Linked DNA regions of Homo sapiens: region 2 is linked to region 1. Evidence: chromatin contacts called from ENCODE POLR2A ChIA-PET data. All regions are on one chromosome and are shown on one strand. The core of a region is the stretch at or near the end of the contact, and the rest is flanking DNA. Distances in the headings are between cores, read along the strand shown. Region 1 has its middle 41 kb from the start of ERBIN. Region 2 overlaps ERBIN (erbb2 interacting protein).

Evidence for each region. ChIA-PET counts read pairs that join two places held with the same protein, here RNA polymerase II (POLR2A).
Region 2: POLR2A ChIA-PET joins it to region 1 with 22 read pairs in activated T-cell. The contact joins two enhancer-like sites. POLR2A ChIA-PET finds 5 or more read pairs at or near these places in 3 of 52 experiments (BJ, PC-9 and activated T-cell).

What each region holds. Positions count from the first base shown.
Region 1 is chr5:65,884,417-65,887,631 of GRCh38, forward strand. No RefSeq gene overlaps it. Among named protein-coding and RNA genes, the nearest start is that of ERBIN, 41 kb to the right of the region's middle. Within about 2 kb of position 1,660, at least 2 of the 41 ENCODE cell types and tissues checked have a DNase peak (open chromatin) inside an H3K27ac peak, as active enhancers do.
Region 2 is chr5:65,966,135-65,969,349 of GRCh38, forward strand. The region is part of intron 1 of ERBIN (erbb2 interacting protein); the gene reads left to right. Among named protein-coding and RNA genes, the nearest start is that of ERBIN, 41 kb to the left of the region's middle. Within about 2 kb of position 1,762, at least 2 of the 41 ENCODE cell types and tissues checked have a DNase peak (open chromatin) inside an H3K27ac peak, as active enhancers do.

The sequences.
Region 1 (3,215 bases), core at 410-2,909:
AGTTTAAGGTTTCGGGCTACTTCCTTGATGAGAGCTGGTTTCCCTTGGTTTATATGGCCTCAGGTGGTAGTTCTAATGGATTGCTCTGGCTCCTTTTATAAAACAGGGTCACACAGTCACACAACAATCCTTACTTGTAGTTTAATCCCACCACAGAGCTTGTTCTTAGACCAGAAGAGTCACAGATCCAGGGCCATTAGCTCCATGGTGTTCAGCAAAATCATTGCTGCTTCTAGTCCTTCCAGGCAGGAAAGGACTCTGACTTTGCTTTTGTGGCCAAGTCTTTCTTCCTTTCCTTTCCTTTCCTGCCTTTCTTTCTTCCTTTCCTTTCCTCTCCTCTCCTCTCCTCTCCTCTCCTCTCCTCTCCTCTCCTCTCCTCTCCTCTCCTCTCCTCTCCTCTCCTTTCCTTTCCTTTCCTTTCCTTCCTTCCTTCTTTCTTTTTTTTGAGATAGAGTCTTGCTTTGTCACCCAGGCTGGAGTGCAGTGTCACAATCTCAGCTCACTGCAGCCTCTGCCTTCTTGGGTTCAAGCTATTCTCATGCCTCAGCCTCCTGAGTAGCTGGGATTACAGGTGCACACCACCACACCCAGCTAATTTTTGTATTTTTAGCAGAGACGGAGTTTTGCCCTGTTGGCCAGGCTGGTCTTGAACTCCTGGCCTCAAGTGATCCACTGGCCTCAGCTTCCCAAAATGCTAAAATTACAGGCATGAGCTACCATGCCCGGCCTTTTTTTTTTTTTTTTTAATGGGCCGGGGACTGAACCCAGGCCTCCCATGTGGTGTGTTGCGTTGATGTGGCCAAGTCTTGTTAGTACCTAATCTTACCCCTGTAATTCCTCCTTTCCTTTAGGGTTCCAGACTTGCCCACTCCACTCCCAAATTTCAGGAAATGAAGTTCCACCCATGTATCCAGCACCTTGGCCTGGGACTATGTTCTGTGCCACTACATTCGTGGCACCCTTACCACTGGAGGAAACGCAAGGTTGCTCCTTCCTACACTGCTGAGGAAGGGGAACTCAGAGGTAAACTGGCCAATGCAGTTGGCCTATATAATGTGTGTGTGTGTGTGTGTGTGTGTGTGTGTGTGTCCCCTGAAAGTCAGGTTATTGTTGGCTTTTATTATCTCACTTCAAAGAATCCTTGCTGCTTCACATTTCACTCTCATCCTGGTACTGATGCTGTCACAGGTGTTTGAGGAAGAACATGGTTTATCTACATGCAAGTTATTTTTACTTTATTTTATTTTTTATTTTTTGAGACGGAGTCTTGCTCTTTCGCCCATGCCGGCTGCAGTGGCACTATCTCGGCTCGCTGCAAGCTCCGCCTCCCGGGTTCATGCCTTTCTCCTGGCTCAGCCTCCCGAGTATCTGGGACTACAGGCACCCGGCTAATTTTTTGCATTTTTAGTAGAGACGGGGTTTCACCATGTTAGCCAGGATGGTTTTGATCTCCTGACCTCGTGATCCGCCCGCCTCGGCCTCCCAAAGTGCTGGGATTACAGGCGTGAGCCACCGCGCCCGGTTGCAAGTTATTTACTTACCTGTCTTCCACATTAGATTAGCCTGCCTAGGGTAGGATGGTCTTCTCTCTCCCTCTCTCTGTCTCTCTCTGTCTCTCTCTCTCTCTCTCTCTCTCTCTGTCTCTCTCTCTCTCTCTCTCTCTCTGACTCATGGGCTGAGCATTATGCCTGGAGCACAGCAGCTTCTTAGTAAATGACAACTGCTATGTCACCAGGAAGGCACTGACTTCCAGGATATTCACCCTTCACCCTTGCTTGGAAAATCCTTTGCTGCTGGTAGCCACTTATCATTTGATTCATACTCAAACACAAAGGGAAAATAAATTCTGATGTGATCAGTATGACTGTTTTTGATGCAGAGCCAAATTTAGCAAATAGTCTAATAAAGATCTTCACTTTTTTATATAAAGGCTTAGAACTTCCAGAAGTCAAACAAAAAGCCTGTTTAAGGCTAAGCCTTCTCCCATCACTCATCACTATTCAACAACACCGTTTAAGCACTGAATATGCACTAGGTGCTGGGAACACAAAAGTTGGTGAGGAAAGGGTCCCTGGTTTCCTGAATGAGACGAATCATTCAGAGGAAAAGACTAACACAGTAACATAGATGACAATTCAACGTGATGTGGTGAGTGCTGTAATGAAAGGAATAAATGCAGGGTTGTGGTGGCTCAGACAGGTGAGGTGCCAGCTCTGCACAAGGCAACCTATAGACCTCACGTGGACGTCACTAACAAAAGAAATTAGCAGATGAGGGAAACTCCGGGAAACAGGATTCTCTACTTGCAGTTTGGGTGCCCTGGGAGGCAGACTCCGAAACACAGCTTAGTGTTTGGGATATTTATTAGGAAAGAAGAGAAGGAAGAATCAGGCAGAGGGAGAAGCCAAGCTGTGATGCCAGCCTGGCAGCCTCAGCCAATTCTAAGGGGAGCTCTGGAGCTGAAATGGCTCCTCAGGGTTATCCCACAGTGAGCCAAAGTAGCCAGACATTTGTACTCTCACTCCAGTCATTGGATAAGGACTACCTCCAGAGGGATGTAACCTTGGTAGGGGGGATTTCTGCAGCTGAGCCAATTTCTACAAGAACTGACAGTTGAAGGCTGTCTGTCAATTGCATTCCCAGCAGCTGAGACAGCAAATCTTTCCTCACAGGGGGATCTGGGCAGATCATCTCCATGTTCAGCATAGACTACCCCATGTGCTACTTGGATTCATTGCTTCATGTATGAATGGGGCTGTCTTCCTTAGAAGGGGAAGGTTGGTGGAACAAACTACACCTGCTGCTGTGACTGGTCTTGAGACTGCAACTGGTACTCACTTTATCTCTTCTCTTAACCATTCTAAAATCCCTGGGCCCTCAGCTAACATCTCTACTGGTTTTGGTGGCTTACCTGGTGGCATGACCCAGACTATCATTCCTAAGGGGAATGAGCCCATGGTCTCCATGTCCTTCTCAGGCAAGGGACACTTCCTTTGTCTATTTCCATCACCATTTGGCAAGGAGGTAACAAGGATGCCCAAGTAGATTACCTGAGTTCCACAACATAGTCGTCCATGTCCTATTGTGTACTAGCAGCCCTGTCTCTTTCTGATAATCAGTCAATTATCTTTGCCTAGAGAGTGACTCCTCTTCTTGTCTGCTGGTCCCTCAATGCAAGGAGCTCGAAGTGCTCAAGGACAACCTGCTTATGGTTC
Region 2 (3,215 bases), core at 512-3,011, 82 kb after region 1:
TCATAACATTATAATGAAGCTGAAAAATATCTATTCCCTAGTGATATAGCTGTCATAATTTTAAAGTGTATTACATGACTCATGGGGTTGTGTTGATGTTTGTGTAAACAAACTTTCTGCACTGCCAGTTGTATAAAAGTATAAGTACAGTTATGTACAGTACACAGTACTTGACAATGACAGTAAACAACTGTTACTGGTTTATGTATTTAGTATATGATAACTTTTATTATCTTTGAGTGTGCTCCTCCATATAAAAAGGTAGGCCGGGCATGGTAGCTCACGCCTGTAATCCCAGCACTTTGGGAGGCCAAGGTGGGCGGATCACCTGTGGTCGGAAGATTGAGATCAGCCTGACCAACATGGAGAAACCCTGTCTCTACTAAAAATACTAAATTAACCGGGCATGGTGGCGCATGCCTGTAATCCCAGCTATTGGGAAGGCTGAGGCAGGAGAATCGCTTGAACCCAGGAGGCAGAGGCTGCGGTGAGCCAAGATCGCACCCTTGCACTCCAGCCTGGGCAACAAGAGTGAAACTCTGTCTCAAAAAAAAAAAAAAAAAAAAAAAAAAAAAGGTAACTGTAAATCATTCCATGACAGGACCTTCAGGAAGTATTCCAGAAGAAGGCATTGTTATCATAGGAGATGACAGTTCCGGTTGTGTTGTTGCCCCTGAAGACCTTCCAGTCAGACAAGATATGGAGGTGGAAGACGGATAGTAATGATCCTGACCCTGTATAGGCCTAGGCTAATGTGTGTGTTTGTGTTTTCATTTTTAACCAAAAAGTTTAAAAAGTTAAAAAAAAATTTCTTTTAAATAGGAAGAAAAAAGCATATAAAATAAGGATATAGGAGCTGGGCCTGGTAGTGTATGCCTGGTAGTCCCAACTACTTAGGAGGCTGAGGTGGGAGGATCCCTTGAGCCCAGGAGTTTGAGTCCAGCCTGGGTAACATAGAGAGATCCCATCTCTAAGAAAAAGAAAAAATATTCTGGTTAGCTGTACAGTGTGTTTGTGTTTTACACCATGTTATTACAAAAGTTAAGATTTTTTTAAAAAGAAAAAGTTTATAACGTTATAATAAGCTAAGGTTTATTATTAAAGAAAAAAAATTTTAAATAAATTTACATAGCCTAAGTGTTTATAAAGTCTGCAGTAGTGTACAGTAGTGTCCTAGACCTTCACATTCACTCACTACTCACTCACTGACCCACAGCAATTTCCAGCCCTGCAAGCTCTATTTATAATAGGTGTACTAGTTTTTTTTTTATCTTTCATACCATATTTTTGCTGCACTGTTTCTATGTTTAGATATGTTTAAATACACAAATACTTATCATTGTGTCACAGATGCCTGCTGTATTCAGTACATCAGCATGCGGTACGTGTTCTTAGTCTAGTGGCAGTAGGCTACACCATATAGCCTAGAGGTGTAGTAGGTTATACCATCTAGGTTTCTGTAAGTAGACTCTGTGATGTTTGTACAATGATGAAATTGCCAAACAGTGCATTTCTTAGAACACATCCTGTCAAGCAATGCACGATTGTTTCTTCCAACAAAGATGCCTTTGGTTAATCAGACCTTATACCAATTATTTATTGTGAAATAAACCATCTGAAACTTAGTGATATTATAAACCAAGAAGAGTCATCAGTATTACCTATCATGGGTCTGGGGCTCATCTTGGCTTAGCTAGTTGGTTCTTGCTCAAATTCTTACGTGGTTGCAGTTAGATGGTTGCCAGGGCCATGAGCCAGAGCACCTGCGTGTGACTTCTCGGTAAGACTTGAGTTTCCTTACAGCAAGTGGCTGGTTTCAGAGGGCAAGTGGATGAAAGGAAAAGGGCAAAAGCCTAAGTGGCAACTGTATTAGCCTTTTTATCCTAGCCTTGGACGTCATGTAGCATCACTTCTGTTATATTTTGTTTTTAAGAAGCGTGTCACCAAGACCAGCTCTTATTCCAATGACGGGGAAGAGGATTTCACCTCTTGAGGGGAGAAGTGTAAAAGAATTTGTGGAAAATGTTATACCTACCACAACCTCATTCTACAAAATAGTGGCATCTTGTTGGTTAGGGATTAAGTTCTAAAGTCAGTGTAAGTAGAAGGTATCATGATGGGGAGACCATTATACATTCTCTGTCCGGCACGGTGAGGATTTTCTATAGGTTCAAGAAAAAGTCACTGTTTCTTCAACTGAATATCAAATAAGATATATTTGGCTTGTGTTCAGTGCCTTTCTTGTGTGGAAAATATATTTAAGTACTAGAGTAGCATTCAGCAAGGTGCAATTACCAGACTTTGAGAGGCTCTGTGGAAAAGAAAATTGACATCACTATCAAACTAGTTACAAGACCTACATTTATTGAGTAAAGAAGGAAGGTAGGCAGAATTACTTGCATTATTACTTTTATTTAATTTTGATTTAATTAATTAATTTATTTGAGACGATGTCTTGCTCCGTTGCCCAGGCTGGAGTGCAGTGGCCCGATCTTGGCTCACTGCAACCTCCACCTCCTGGGTTCAAGCAATTCTCCTATCTCAGTCTCCCGAGTAGCTGGGACTACAAGCGCCTGCCACTATGCCCTGCTAATTTTTCTATTTTTAGTAGAGACAGGGTTCCCTGTGTTGGTCAGGCTGGTCTCAAAACTCCAGACCTCAGGTGATCCACCTGCCTCGGCCTCCCAAAGTGCTGGGATTACAGGCGTGAGCCACTGCGCCTGGCCTATTGCTTTTATTTTTAAATTTGGAGAAATTATGTAGCTCAATTCATAAATAAGTAGATGAACGAAGCAACTACTTTGTTTTCCCAAATCTTTGTTTCAAATAAGAAGGGAAATATCGTGATTGAGAGGTCTCTTCCCTTCTTTTAGTAAAAATAATGCAATACCGCGTTTAAGGGCATATAAGTGAATGAGAGTTAGTATTGACCTTATGCTACTGTGATATATGTCAATTAAAAAAATGCTAATGTGTCAATTTCGGGAGGATAAAGCAAAAAGAAAAAAATGCTAATGTGAGAACAAGCATGCCAGCAAGCCATGGTCACCCCACACCCAATAAAACAGGTAAACAGGAAAACACAAAAAGTACCTGTGAGTATGAATAGTATATATAAAATATTTTCAAAGAAACAAGTTACTCTTATGTATCTTCAATAGAAAGGAAAAACTATTATTTATTCAGCTTATGTATAATTATGTTTTCTGTTGCTG